Linked DNA regions of Homo sapiens: region 1 is linked to region 2. Evidence: chromatin loops called from intact Hi-C (ENCODE). Cell type or tissue: mammary epithelial cell. All regions are shown on one strand. Each heading gives the region's core, and the rest is flanking DNA. Links, peaks and the distances in the headings are about the cores only.

Region 1 (7,875 bases), core at 1,433-6,432, 82 kb before region 2:
TTAGAGAAGCCTTCTCTGATATATAAAATTATCACCATCTGTCAATCTTAATTCCCTCCTGCTATTTTTTCTTATTCATAGCATTTAGTCATTAGATTGTAAATCTCTTTGATATGTATTTGTTTGACATGTACTGTATGTAATGTGCACTCAGAAACACTTATTGCGTGATTGAATGAATATAAAACAATATTTAGTTTTCTTTGGGTAAGGCTAAACATTTACGTTACCTAAATTTCTAGTAAATGCCACCAGAATTTGTGTGTGTGTGTGTGTGTGTGTGTGTGTGTTTTAAAACTGAATTTATTTCCTTCTCCTAGACTTCTACTCTTTCTGGCTTACCTGTATTAGTAGCATCTCCAGCCAACTCCTTCTTTATCTTGCTTTCCAGTCAGCCATCACCCTTGCCAGTTCTGCTTCTGTAAGATCTGTCAGTCTCTCCAAAACCAACCACTTTACTTCCCTACTTACAACTATTGCCTCTTCACAATAAAGTCTGACATCCTTAACATCACAAGCATAGGATGGCATGGCTTTGCATGTATTCTGTGTATTGCTAGCTGGCTGAGGTGATGGAAAAACAGAGTAAAGGCATCCCATTGACTGTGGGTTGTCATTCTCTCTTGTCCTTTGGCCTCTTATGGCTAAACTGAACATTCTATAAAGGAAGAAATCCAGGCTAACAATGACAGTACAGTGTACTAAGTGCCATCGTAAAGTCAATACTGAATGTTCCACAGGAAGCAAAGAAAAAGATGCTTGACTATGATTGGCAGGGAGACGTTGGAGGAAATGATGCTCACGGCAAACCTTAAGGGATGAGCAGGAGCTTAGCAGGTGGTCAAGGTGAGAAACCGGCATTCTGGGCTGAACAAACAGCATAGTGCAGGTGTACAGAGGTGTCAGATGACAGGGTTTTATATGCCCTGCAGGTGAATCTAGATATATTCTGAGGGCAGTGAGGAATCACTGCAGGGTTTTAGAATCAGATTTATGTGCTTCAAGAATACTTTGGCAACAATTTTTTGGATGGCTTTAGCGGGGGACTGGAGGTAGAAAACCATTAGGAGACCACTGCAATAGTCCAGGCAAGAGACAAAGGGCAGAAATAATACCACTAGCTAACATTATTTTGAGCTATGTGCCAGGCACATAGTAGGTTCTCATTTTGTTTAATTTCATTTTATCCTAACATTCCTATGAGGTGGAGAAACTGAGCAGTTTGCCCACAGTCACACAGTGAGTGGTGAAGCTGAGTCAGAAATTCAGGTAATGACCCCAGAGCTTGTGGTCCAAACAGCACAGAGGATGGATTTTAGAGTGTTTAGGGACATTAAGTAATTAAAGGATAAGATCTCATTTCCCTCCCAGAACAGTCTAGCTCAGAGTCCTTAGTTTGGCTTGTGGGAGATTCATTAGGGGCCAACCCACCTTCCCTGGGGATAGAGCACGTAAGTCAGGCCATGAGGGCTGTGGCTGGGCTGGTTTGTTTCCTCTGAGCTTTGCTTGCTTTGCTCTGCTGGATTTGAATTATGAGAGTGACTGGCAGGCTGATGCCAGCATGATGCGTGAAAAACACTCTCCAAATTGGAAAGAATTTTCCTTCTGGGCTAAGCTGAGAGCACATGTTGCTCATTGGCAGATCCTGAAAATCCCAGCATTCAGAGATTTACCAGCGTTCTCTGTAAAGCAAAGCAGATGCCTCTGTGTCTGTCCTGTGAAGGGCTATGTGAGAGGAAAATGAGTTCCCATGCCTTACCTGCTCACCAACAACGTAGGTTTTAAAGGCAAAGGAACAAAAAGAGTTCAAGTTTGTATCTCCCAGATCATTTCTACCTAATAGAAATGTGAGTTAATTGTAAGCTTTAAACTTAGACACACTCATTGCCTATTAGGGGTGACTATTTTATTACACATTGTTTGTCAAAAGAGATGCATTTCTATTCCTTTTGCAGTCGAATGAGGCAGGAGCAAGGCAAGCAGGTAACCTTGCTCTTTGAGGATTCCTGCAACTGTCTGAGAAAGCTTTGGCAGTTCTGGTGTGCACGCGACTGACATGCAGGTCTCTTGAGCGTGATGACATTTTTGGGACCTACCTTCTAGAACCTACTGGATTTGCTGTGTCTTGCAGCATAAGTTCACTGCCTCTCTAACTAAATAAAAGTTAAATAAATAGTTAAAATTTAAAACTTGACAGGGTGCAGTGGCTCATGCCTGTAATCCCAGCACTTTGGGAGGCTGAGGCGGGAGGATTGCTTGAGCTCAGGAGTTTGAGACCAGCCTGAGCAACACAGAGAGACCCCATCTCTACAAAAAGTAAAAAGAAAAAAAAATTAGCTGGGCATGGTGGTGTGCACCTGTGGTCCCAGCTACTTGGGAAGCTGATGTGGGAGAATTGCTTGAGATCGAGAGGTGGAGGTTGCAGTGAGCCAATATCGTGTCACTGCACTCCAGCCTGGGTGACAGAGTGAGATCCTGTCTCAAAAAATAAAAGAATAAAAAATTAAAATTAAAATTAAAAAAATTAAAACTTACAAAAAGTTTCATTGATGGCGTTTTCATCATGTTTAAACTTCCGGATCTCAAAGAAGTTAGGTGTCTGATCAAAGCCACCTTATTTGAGAGGTCTTCCTGACCACTGAACACAAGCACCAATATTCCTTGGGCCTTCTCACACCAGTACTCTTTAACTCAGTTGTCCTTATTGATTTTTCTTCAGGACACATATCAGCACCTAATAAATATGTTGTTTGTCATCCATTTCTCCTTATAAAATAAAAACTACATGGGGGCAGGGACTTGATTTTGTTCACTGCTCTATGCTCAGTATCTAGAATGGTTCTTGGCACATAGTAGATGCTCAACAAATATTTATGGAATGATTGAATAAGTAAACTCCTAGTCTATTTCCAACAATAGTCTAATGTGTATTTAGAGTTCATGCTGATCCTCAAGTTGCATACTCAAAATCTTTGCATTTTACTCATCTCTTTCTCATATCTAGCTGACTGCTGTACATTGCAAAGTTATAGCACTTCTCACATGTGGCAGAATTTTCTTTGATTTTGAGAATCATTTGTATTGTCAAATGCCTCAGACATTAGGATGTATAGTATTTGTTCTTTCCTTATCACTTTCAACCTCCTTTTTAATGGCTACTTTTGTTTCCATTGTAAGGATGCTCTTCTTAATTGTTGTAGTAGCATTTTGGGAGGTCAAGGCAGAGGATCACAGGAGCCCAGGAGTTCGAGACCAGCCTGGGCAACATAGTCAGACCTCATCTCTGCTAAAAATTTAAAAAATTAGCTGGTCATCATGGTGCATTTCTGTAGTCCCAGTTAGTAGGTGGCTGAGGCAGGAGGAGCGCTTGAGTCTGGGAGGTCAAGGCTACAGTGAGCCATGGTTGTGCCACTGGACTCCAGCCTGGGTGACAGAGCAAGACCCTGTCTCCAGGAAAAAAAAATTAGTTATGGTAAATCCTTACAACCATCCTAGCGTAGGGAATGTGCCCTTACAATATGGTGGAGGGCAAAAGGATGCTCATACCATGTTTGGGTCAAGGGCACTTTGGCACCAGGGTTCAGCTTAGCTTTGTGTGAGTGTTCATCCATTGAAATTCACAGGTAGAAGGGCTTCTCTACTCCCAGGTCTGCCTGTGTTACCCCACTGTCCCAGTCACTGGCCCCCTTAGGGTGGCTCTCAGAGGCCCTGCCAGCTCCTGCTTCCTCCCTTTGCCCCTGCTGTTCCTTCTGCCTGGACAACCTCTCTTTCCCACGTATCCAGTTCAAGTCCCTGTTGTCCAAAGCCCTTCCCTTACTGCTCCAACCACATCACGGTACCCTCGAATTCCTTTCTCTGTACTGGTCTTTCTCTCTTCATCTAAGTGACCAGCAGTGAAATTCCACAGAAGAAACCTTTGACTTGGAGTCAAAAGTTCAGATTTGAGCCTTGTATCTGCCTCATATCAGACAGCCATCTCTGAGCCTCAATTTCCTCCTCAGTAAATTCTGACAACTATTTGCACTTGGAAGACATGACAAGGCCGTTTCAGGGTCAGGTATGATCATGTAGGAAATAAGCTTTGGAGATGATTCAGCGTATGCAAAGATCCCAGACATAATCATTATAGGATTTTTTATGCTTCATCTAGAACAGCGTGGCCCTTACTAAGAACATATAAATCCCAGTGATGCTGGTGGCAAGTGACAGAGTACATTTTAACTACAGTTGCAAAATGAAATCCTGCTCAGAACTGGCTTTGTTCCCTTTTGGGATTTCCACATTTGGGAAAGGGTGATCAAAGAGAGGAAGAGAAAAAGAAGGAAGCTGACGTTTTACAGAGCTGTGCATTCAGTTTGTGTAAGCTACTTTGGATAATCACATTTCCTGATTGCCTTTGTGGGTTTGGAACATTCAGTCATTTGTTCTTACGTTTAGTCATCCACTGAACATTTATTGAGAGTTTATTATGCCCTGGGCACTGTGGATACAGAGATGAATAAGGAGATGAATAAGGCACATGCCTGCAACCCAGCCAGGTTGAGGGAGCTGGCATGTGACCAACAAGATGGATGCAGCAATTAAGATATGTCTAGGGAACAGAAGGGGCACCTAGCTCAAACCAGGGACCAGCAATTATTCTCAGGGCATTGTTTGCATGGAAGGTAAGACGGCATACACTGGGCATATGACTGCATGTAGTAGGGTAAGAAAACATCCAATACAAAGGAATCCATTAGATGACATGGCTGTATTCCTGAACTCATGTTCTCAGCCACTCTACAGCCAAATATTAGCCTGTCAGGGGTCTGATGGCGTGGTGCGTTTCCATGACGTAATTTCTTTAGACCACTCTCAGCATACTGCCTTGGAGGAAGGGGCCAAATCAGTGTCCCTCACATAAAGGGCCCTGTGTTTCTCCACTGTGTTTTGCTCACTCTAGCCATCTGTGGGTAGGGCCACTGCTCAGACAGTGATACTCAGACACAGGAAGACTTGGTTGAGTCTCTCTCTATTTTTGAATGATTTCAGGTTTCCTAGACTTCTGCTTGAGTAGACTGGGAAACTCAAAGCCTTAGTCAAGGAAACCAATTTTTTTTCTTTTTCTTTTTTAATTAGCTTTTTATTTTAGAATTACAAAAATGTTGCAAAGATAGCACAGGGAGTTTCCATATACCCCTCACCCAGTTTTCCCTTACTGTGAGCATCAGACATTACCACTTGTCACAACTAAGAAATCAGCGTTGGAATATTTCTATTACCTGAATTCCACATTTTATTCACATTTCACCAGTTTTCCCACTAATGTTCTTTCCTGTTCCAGGATCCCATCCAGGATATCACATTATGCTTAATTGTCATGTCTCCTTAGGTTCCTTTAGGCTATGACAGTTTCCCAGCTTGTCCTTGTTTTTGATGACCTTGACAGTTTTGAGGAGTGCTGGTCAGATGTTTTGTAGAATGTCCCTCCATTGGGTTTGTCTGATGTTTTTCTCATAGCTAGACTGGGGTCATGGGTTTTGGGAGGAAGACCACAGAGGTGAAGCTAACATAGTTGTATTCCATTCACATCATTTCAGTGGTACATGCTATCAACATGGCATTGCTACGGATGTTAATCTTTATCACCTGGCCTAGGTGGACCTTTCTAGTTTTTGTCACTGTAAAATGACTTTCCTCCCACTTTCTATACTCTCATTCTTTAGAAGTGAGTCATTAGGTGCACTCCATACTCAAAGGGATGGGGGAATTAAATTCTATTTCCTAGGAATCTACATAAATTATTTGGAATTCTTCTGTGAGGAAGATTAGCCTTCCCATTTATTATTTATGTAATTATGTACTTATATCAGTATGCAGTTATAAATATTTATTTTATATTTATTTACACATAACATTGCTTTATCTGTTTTGTTGCTCAAATGGTTTCTGCTTTGGCCATGGGGAGATACTTTAGGTTGACCTCTGTTTCCTTTTGGCATGCCCCCACCCTTTTGGTTTTTGAGCACTTCCTTACTTTCAGACACAAGATGCTTCAAGCTCATCTTGTATTCTTCATCCCCATCTACAAAGATCTGTTTTTCACTCCCATGACATTTCTGACACCAACTGTGTGTTTTTTTCTTCCCTACTCTAACCAGTTCTCTAACACTAGCAAAGGTGCCCCACAATTCAGTTCGGTTCTGACACTATCTACTTGGAGTTAGAGTCAGATTCTGAAGTTCAAGGCTCAGTCCACAAGGCTTCCTCCACTTCAAACACCAATTGCAAGTCCAGGCCTCCTGTACTTCTGACTAACCTGCTATAAATTGGGGGTTCCCACCACTCTGTCCTCTGAGCCACCTTCACGGCTTGTCTCATTAAGCTTCTGAGGGCCTCCTGAGGAATCCAGCTGAATAGTGTTCAGCTTTTTGGTTATTATTTGCCACTTAGCAGTTTTTAAGATCAGAGATATGATCTAGTGCCACCACAGGAGATTTGCTTTGGGAAAGAGTCTATGAGATGTAGCTGTGGCTGGTGAAAAAGCACTGGCCAAGTCTAGAACTATATAAAAAGGGTTATGTACCATAACCAAATGGAACTTATCCCTGGACAGACCTCCGGGAAAACAGTTTACTCACTATTGTCAGTTTATTATAAAGGCTACAACTCAGGAAGAGCAGCATAGATGCAGAAGGCAAGGCATGAAGATGGGGGTGCGAGGCTTCCATGCACTCCCCAAGCTGCACCTTGATGTGTTCACCAGCCCAGGAGCTCTCTGAACCCAGTTGAAAAAACTGTTTTTTTTCAACCCAGGTTTTTTCTGCAGTCTCTATTTTGTAGGCATGATCTATTACATCATTGGTCACTGGTGATTAATCAATCTCCAGCCCTGGAGGTCAGAGGGTGTGGCTGAAAATTTCAACCATCTAATCACTGGCTGATCTTCTGGTAACCAGTTCCCATCCTGAAGCTATGTATGGGCCCACCAAGAGATACCTCATCAGCATAAACTCAAGTATGGTTAAAAGGGGCTTCTGAGGAAAAGTAAATGATGCTCCTCTCACTCCTGTCACTCAGGAAATTCCAAGCGTTTTAGACTCTCTTGTGTCAGGAACCAGGAACAAATACCAAATATTATTTAAAAAGGCACTCTTCTCACCCCATCACTTAGGAAACTTTAAGGGTTTAGGAGCTCTGTGCTAGGAACCTGGGATGAAGGCCAAATATATATTTCTTATTATGTCACAATATTACACCATCGCTAGAATCAAGATTGTGTTCTTCAAGGAGTCCTGGTTTTTTTTTTTTTTTTTTTGGAGAATGGCAGTAGAGTTCAAGATTTTGGCTCTGGGTATGCTCATTGGTACTGAGGTATAACTGTTTCTAGTTTTTGCAGCAGACAGAGCTAGGAAATATAGGTATGTATGTATAATCATGCATACACACATATATATATTTCTATATCTATCCATCTGTATCTATGTTAAGCTAAATGTGAGTTTAGATTGATGTCTCTGACTCTGATCTATCACCACATGGACTCCTTCTAGCCTTGTCTCTGCTTATCTGTAACTTCTTCTTCTAACAGTGAGAACACTGGCTCTCACCATCCATCATTCAACCCTAGTATACATGTATAGCAATTTCATAATTCTTAACTTATACCCCTGTGAGAAGCAACTTTAAAGTACAGTGTTTGTATACAATTTCCTTTGTCTCTAGCCTTACAATTTCCAACATTTTCCAAATTTTCAAAGCCAAAACATAATTTTCCAAATTTTCTAAAGCTACTTATATTAGCTTTAATTTTCCCCCCACTCCCTACTGTGCATCTGCCTCTTTTAAAATTATTTTCTACCCACTTGGCTTGAAAGAAATACTGGATGTTGGTTT
Region 2 (7,875 bases), core at 1,171-6,170:
ACTCACTGAAGACTCAGGTGATTGTTAGCATTTTTAAACAATAAGGTATTTTTAAATTAAGGTGTGTACATTTTTTAGACATAATGCAATTGCACACACACTTATAGACTGTAATATTGTGTAAACATAACTTTTTTTTTTTTTTAGATAGGGTCTCCTTCTGTCAGTGAGGCTGGAGTGCAGTGGCATGATCTTAACATACTACAGCCTCGACCTCTTGGGCTCAAATGATCCCCCCACCTCAGCCTCCTGAGTAGCGGGGACTATAGGTGCACCCCACCATGCTTGGCTAATTTTTTTGTATTTTTTATGGTGACAAGTTTTGCCATGTTGCCCAGGCTGGTCTCAAACTTCTGGCCTCAAGTGATCCTCTCACCTTGGCCTCCCAAAGTGCTGGGATTACAGGTGTGAGCCACTGTACATGGCCTAAGCATAAGTTTTATACGCACTGGAAAACCAAAAAATCCATGTGATTCGCTTTATTTTGATATTCACTTTATCATGGTGGTCTGGAACCACACCTGCAATATCTTCAAGGTGTGCCTGTACCATAATTTCAATAAAATGTGATTTAACCCAGCATTATCTTTCTCTGCTATTGATGCATGATGTCAAATTTACCTTATCTGAAACCTGGTGAATGTTTTGAGGAATGGAGTGAATATTTAGAACTGGCCATCTCACATAATAAATGCTTGATAAATGGGTTTCTTGACTTTAAAAAAATGTCTGACTAGTGTTCAATGGAGTTGGAAGTATTTGCTAACATTATTACTTACACAGGTTACTTAATCAAATTTTAAACATTGTCAAACATATCTTGTATGTAACTGTGGGTTTTTAAAAATGAGTGTTGATATGATAATTCACAGGTTTCCTAATAAAATTTAGACACTGTCAAACACATTGGGCGTGGAACTGTCGCTTTTCTGAAATGAGTGTCACAGGAACACTGCATTGTCTCATACCAGTTTATTTTCTTTAGCTCCTATGGCATTCCAATGCTCTTTGAGTAACACCTTTATTGTCCTAGGATAAGGAAGAATTTAAGAGAGCTTTCCAGAACCCTATTTCATTGTTTTTAATAAATTCTTTCCCACTTTTGGCCCTCTGTAAGCAAGTTCTCTGCTACAAATAGATTAAATGCGTTGACTTCATCTGCTATAGTGACTCAGATTTCTTGACCTGATCTATTCTGCAGATCTAGTTTTTGAATCAGAAGTTAGGTAATGCCTTCTCCTGGGTTTTAATTATATGCGTTCAGTATCTTGGGTAAGAAAGTTAACTCTTTTGTCTTTTTGAGCTGTATCACTTATACCTTTTTTTTTCTCCTGTCCAAAAAGGGGGGAATATGTCCTAATAACGTCTTTGATACGCCCAAAATAGCCAGCTTCTCTGGGATGTAAGCAACAAGATATTTGGTTTGGGACATTTCCAAATTCCACAACCTTTTTTTTTTTTTTTTTTTTTTTTTTTTTTTTTTTTGTGAGACAGAGTCTCGCTCTATCATCCAGGCTAGAGTGCAGTTGTGAGATCTTGGCTCACTGCAACCTTTGCCTCCAGGGTTCAAGAGATTCTCCTGCCCCAGCCTCCCTAGTAGCTGGGACTACAGGCATGCACCAACATGCCCGGGTTATTTTTGTATTTTTAGTAGAGACAGGGTTTCACCATATTCGGCAGGCTGGTCTCGAACTCCTGACCTCAGGTGATCCACCCACCTCGGCCTCCCAAAGTGCTGAGATTATAGGCATTAGCCACTGCGCCTGGCCAGATTCCCCATACTTTGAACTCCCTACTTCTTCTGAGGCCAACCTCAGGCCTACCACGTAAGTCCTCCTCTATAGTGTCCGTTGAAGTGCCAGACTCATACGAAGCTCCCAAACTCATGTTGAAGAGGAGATTTTAGCTAAATGGAAATGTGCTGTGGCAATTATTCTACCAGTGTCCTTGATACAACAAACAAATCAGTAAATCAAAGTTGTAAAGAGCCTGGCTATGAAACAGGATACTCAGTATGTATTTTATTATTTATTTATTTATTTATTTACTTATTTTGAGAAGGAATCTTGCTCTTGTTGCCCAGGCTGGAGTGCAGTGGCACAATCTTGGCTCACTGCAACCTCCACCTCCCAGGTTCAAGCGATTCTTCTGCCTAAGCCTCCCAAGTAACTGGGATTACAGGCGCCTGCCACTACGCCCGGCTAATTTTTGTATTTTTAGTACAGACAGGGTTTCACCATGTTGGCCAGGCTGGTCTCAAACTCGTGACCACAGGTGATCTGACTGCCTTGGCCTCCCAAATTGCTGGGATTACAGACCTGAGCCACCGTGCCTGGCCTTTTATTAATTAAGATGAATGCTAATACAAACTGTGCTATGGGACATTTATAGGGTAGCTACCATTTAAAGAAAAAGAATTCTCTTACTTGAGACTGGTGGAAGGCATGGCAGATAGGACTTTGGCAAAGAATAGTGGAAAGAAAGTTGAAGACTGCGGGGAAACACAAGTCTGTGGATACACAGGTTGATACAGTCTCTCTTAGAGGGCATGAATGGGCAGGAAGGACTTTAACACTTACTTAGTACCTACCCTATGCTAGGGGCTGGGGTAAGCACTTTGCAGACATCATCTTTTAAAAAGTTCCTTAAGAATCCCTCAATCCTTCTTCTATAGTCTCCAGCTCAATGATGTTAAGTGATTCCTCCATGCCACTAAATTGGAAAGTGGTGGGAACTCACATTCAAACCCAGGTCTGACCAACTTCAAAGGCCAGGAGGCTGTTTCCTTCATTCCATGGCTGCTCCCTCAAGAGTAACTGTGCATGGGGATAAGAGTAACTCTTTTCCAAGGTTGATCAAGGTCTCTTTCAATACCGAGATTCTGGGACACAGATTAGAAGACACAGAAGAATGGCCCAGCCTTTTCCACCCAAAGACCTGTTACTGAATTTTGTCTCCATGTGTCTGAAGGGTACTTCCCCATCATCATTTTCATTCATCCTAAGAAAGGCGGCTCCCTGTGTGGAGGTGGTGGCCGCGAACATTTTGGCTGAACTGAGCAGTCAACCTTCTCATTTTTGCTGGAAGGATTTGAGAGAATATGGGGGAGATGGTACACGAGCCAGTGGAGGATTAGTGGGGTTTTATGTTGTTGTGATGAACTTTATGATGTTAGTTTGTGGTTTCACATAGCCTCATAAAACAAGCTGGATGGTGATTATGTCACTTCCTCTGCCCTCCCGACAGAGAGGAGGCCTTCTTTAGTGCCTGGAGTGTTTCCTGATGCTCCACTCAGGCCAGCTCACTTTTCAGATTTTAATGTAAGAGGTGTGGAGAAGAAAAGAAGAAGAAGGGGTGGGGGAAAGCCATCGGCTCAAGTAGTCACACTGTCATCCTGGCTGACAAATGACTGATGTCAGAGCATGGTACCGAAACGTATAGAAACAGGCCTGTTGGCTTGGGCAATACATAAATGAGCCAGTCACACATTTCTCGGATGGCTGGCAAAAGTTTTGTTGTCAAAGCAACGCCCCCATCGAGCTTGCTTTGCTTACGCAAGGCCTCAGCCTTTGCCTCTTCCCCAAACCCAAGCTACCTGAGGAGGAGGAGCTGAGTGAGGGGGAGGGACCAACAGATTTGTCCCCTGTGCAGGCTGCCTGCCTGCTTGAGTTACATCCACAAATGCCTCGGAAGCAGCCAGCTGGCTGCATCTTTCTCCTCACATTCCTGGGTCTGTCTGGGCTGGTTGGCACAGTTACCAGAACGTACTACATTGGGATTGTGGAAGAATACTGGAACTATGTACCCCAAGGGAAGAATGTTATTACTGGGAAAAGTTTCACAGAAGACAAGTGAGTGAACTTAGGGTCCTCATTGACTCCCAGGTTTGGCCTCTTTTTGACTTTGTGTGGGGAAGGTTGTATTTCTTGGGTACTTACAATGGGGGTGAGTTGATCTAGACCAAGAGAAGGTGTTTTGTTTTTTGCTTGAAGAGCCCTAGTATGGATGGGTGTGTAATCTGGAAGAGATATTCATAGCTCCATGTATTTGTTGAGCCACCTATTAATAGCCTTGCCTGTGAAGGGACATATACACAACCAGGTGTTTGACAATTTCCACCAGGTACTACTAGTAACTTCTGGGGGATTCTGTTTGTTTGTTTGTTTTTAAATGACAACACTTGGGATGAAGATTTGAGAAATTTCAAGAATTCCTTATGGTTAAAACACAGTGTTTTCTTAGTTTGTATTTCTGGAATGAAACATCATAATGGGAGATAAGTATGCTAAGTCATGTTTTTCAACGTTTAAAAGAGGGGGAAGTCACAGGAGATTTGCCTGCTATTTTCAGGGTTTCCTTGAGTCTACTTAGAATTAGCGCTTTCACTGGTAAAAAGTTTATTCCAGCTCCAAGTCATTCTTGCTGAGGGCAATATCTTATCCCAGAACCTATAGCATAGCTAGGTGAGATGGCGCCACGGTGTTCTATGTTCCTGATTTTTAATTTGGGGCAGAAAATAACCCTTTCTCCCTGCCCCCTCCAGGGCCTAGTATCTTAACCATCTAATTTGTTTCATGGATCTCCCTCTGAAGTCACCTCCTGACTCCAGAAGATGTCATGCTATTTTCAACTTTGTGGTTATTAGAACATCTTTTCAGATGTTTTGGCAACCTCTGTTGGATATTTGAATGCTTGCTTCTTTTCTGACAGGCAGAACCAGTTGCATTCTGCATCCATGTTCCATTTCCTAAAGATGAGTTTAGTTGATAAAATTCAGGAACAGCACAGGGCCTACCAGCAAGTCTTTAAGAGCCAGGGCCCCTTGTCTTTGAGGAAAGACCAAAGATCCAGTTGGCTTGGAAATACAGCTTCCAAGTTTTCTAACAAAACAAAGGTGGTATAGTCATGTTTTGTTTACCAAAGATGAAGCCTGTGCCAGACAAGCTGCCAAGGCAGACTTTTCCTTAAGCTTTGTACCTGGAAATGTAATGTCTGCAGGGCTATTTCCAAAGGAAACTCTTGATTGCTTTCAATCCCACATCTGCTGACCATTGGTGGTAGTGTCTTTACTGTGATGAATAGCTATGGGATTGAAAGGGTACCAAAAATGCCAGGAGCCTTCTCTACAAATAGAGCTCTGCTATTCTCAGAGAGGGCTCAGTAGGAAACAGTCAATGTGAGCAGCTACTGGGGATAAGAATGTTGAAAGTGTGTACACTGAGTGTAATGAATATAGCGTTTAAGCTAAATGTGATACTGGATTGCCTTTCCATAAGATTAACACCCACAGAAATTCTTCTTCCTAAAATGCCCACGTCACTATAGCTGTGTATGGGCATTTATTCTGACCCAAAAATTCTATGAGGGATTTTTCAATTCATTACTGCTTGCAGATATTATTATTCTCATTTTATGAACCAGGAACCAAGGCTCTGAGGTTAAATACTTGCCGGAGTTTATAAGTAAGTGGTAGCACCAAACTCATTGCTTTGGTTCCACAGCCCATATTTCTTTTCACCACACAATCTGTTTCTTGGTAAAGGTGATCCTTCTCCAGTGAATTAAAACAACTTTGAGGGAAGCCAAGGATCACAGTAATAAGAACTTTCTAGAAAGTCCTAATTTTTGCCAAAGGCATGTTTAGTCTCTTTTGTCACTCTTCCTAGAAGCATATTGAAAGGGATCACTGGTGGTCAGTGACCAAACAAGTTATCTGGGTTAATTCAAAACCTCAAAGAATCATAAATACTCAAGTACTACAATGCTGTTTTCACAAAGTGGGGTGCTGGAAGAAGTTGGGGTCTCTGTTGATCATTTCAACCAGAAGATGGTGCTTTGATGAAAGTACAATAAAACATATAAAAATTGCTATGGTGAAAAAGAAAATAGGCATGATGAAAACAGTTGGTTTGGCATCAGATTTGAGTGAGATGGTTTCAAAATGCATGGTCCCATATGATAGTGCGTTTGTTCTTAGAAGCAGCTGGCATGCTAAGGTGTCATACCTAGAACGCCAAGGTCCCCAAACATTTCTTTCTGGTATGCGAAGGGACAGAGTTTGTGTCAGACAGACTGCTACCTCTTGGAAGGGAAATCCAGGTGAGTATGCAGTGGACGTTGGCTTTTATCAGTGATCCCATCAGAATACTGGTTTTTATCAGTGATCCCATCAGTGCTAGTAGTTGTGGTAGGTGGCTCAGACAAGTTCCTAAAAAGGTAGGGCTGTCGTAGGTGGCTGACATTGCTTGTGGACCACAAGATATCCATCCTGGGTGTATGTGAAGATGCTGTGACTGGGACATAAGTGGAGTTCAGTGTGTGTACTCTGTGTTGTGCCATTTCCCCAGGAGCAGGAAGGAGCCATCGTGGATGATGTAATCATGCCCCTCTCTCAGCCTCCTGGAGGGTGAATAGGCTGCCTTTCTGAGGACAGTCTGTTGTTTTGGATATTCACACTTGGGCAAATGTCTGATATTTAAAGGACCAGGAGAGCCAGGTGCTCAGAATTCCACCATGAATGGAAAGAACCTGAAATAGAAATCCAGAGACCTAACTTCTAATGCTTGCTCTGCCCAACTTGCTGTGTAATCTTGAACATGTCATATAATCTCTCTGAATATCACTTTCCTTAATTTGTGTAAGAAGGGAGTTGAAATGTAATCCCTAGAGTCACTTGAGAAGTGTAATGCCAAAGCATTAGAAATAATTTTGAAACTGAATGAAAAATATCTTTCCTGACTTGCCAGTTCTAGAAAGATTTTTGCAATGGTGAAAGAAAGGAGAGAGATGATTTGCAAATGTTCAGTCCTAGAAATTAGAGTTGGAGAAGACCTGGGACTGATCGTGGGCATATGTGACAACTTTTGAAGTAGTCTTTATTTTTCTTTCTCCATTTTTTCCCCTGTCCTTTAAGAATTATCTCCAATTCCTCACTTCATACATGAAGCTTTCCCCCATGACCCTGGCTTGTACTGATCTGTTTCCTTCCTAACCACTCATGGAGCTTGGGGTCTTTATCATGAACTTGGACACTGCATTTTCTTCCCTCTGCATTGCCCTCTAATTGCTTGATGTACATTAGTCATGTCTGCAACTGCAGTAAAACACCCTGATGATAGATAAGAAGTTTTGGCGTATATTCAATAATCCCCCTTCCCTGCACGGAACTTTGTCATTGACAATATCCTATGGAGGATCCAGTACAGGGCAGGCATTCAAAATCATTGAAGTAAAAGCTAATCACCTTATCAACTGAGTTGTTCTGGTTGTTTTATCTTTGAATAAGGGGAATGGGCAAAAATCTGGGGAACAAGATGGTGGGTGCCAAAGTTTCAGTAATGTGAAAACATTTGGAAACCAAAGTTAGGCACATCCTTATGCACAAGGACGAGATCGAAAATGAATTGAAATCATTTTGCTGAGACTCTATAGCCCTCAGATGGTGCAAATTAACTTTTATGCTTGGTACCTATGCTTGATTATAGGGTTCAAAAATATAATTGAGTCTATAATCACTAATGTTTCCTAGAAAGTATAGGATTTAGGAGTTAGATTCTATTTAGAAATACTTTCTCCAGATAAATATACTTCTCCTCCTCCTTGGAGTAAATGGGGACACTGGGCTCCTTTGAGTTGCCTGGGGATGGTGTCAGTATTTTGATCTATTTATACCAGTCCTGCTCAGGCTCATAAAGTCCTTAATTAAGGTGTGTGTTTGGTGGTAAAGCCTGATCCTTAATGGAAGTAGGGTGGGGTCATCTTATTTAAAGCCACAGTTCTCACCATAGACCTCATTAGGCCATCAACACACATTCAGCCTTTTTCTTCCCAGTGAAATGCAGGGTTTTCATGGACGCTAACTCATGGGTGGAACTG

What was found. A loop is a pair of places that touch in the nucleus more often than their neighbours do. Peaks named below come from ENCODE experiments on the same cell type or tissue, not always from the same donor. Only the 100,000 strongest peaks of a DNase experiment are listed, where the experiment ranks them.
Region 1: it touches region 2 in a loop (7-fold over the local background); 4 of 110 quality-filtered maps call a loop at or near these places.

The regions. Positions count from the first base shown.
Region 1 is chr11:93,935,176-93,943,050 of GRCh38, forward strand. It overlaps the pseudogene LOC101060084. Among named protein-coding and RNA genes, the nearest start is that of HEPHL1, 82 kb to the right of the region's middle. In mammary epithelial cell, for the core only: no CTCF peak of the experiment used is centred there; a DNase peak (open chromatin) is centred at 4,396; H3K27ac peaks cover 3,084 bases.
Region 2 is chr11:94,017,688-94,025,562 of GRCh38, forward strand. It overlaps HEPHL1 (hephaestin like 1), which reads left to right and starts at 3,667. Exons shown (of 20, transcript NM_001098672.2): 1 at 3,667-3,851. The coding sequence starts at 3,682. In mammary epithelial cell, for the core only: no CTCF peak of the experiment used is centred there; DNase peaks (open chromatin) are centred at 1,244 and 3,414; H3K4me3 peaks cover 269 bases; H3K27ac peaks cover 4,184 bases.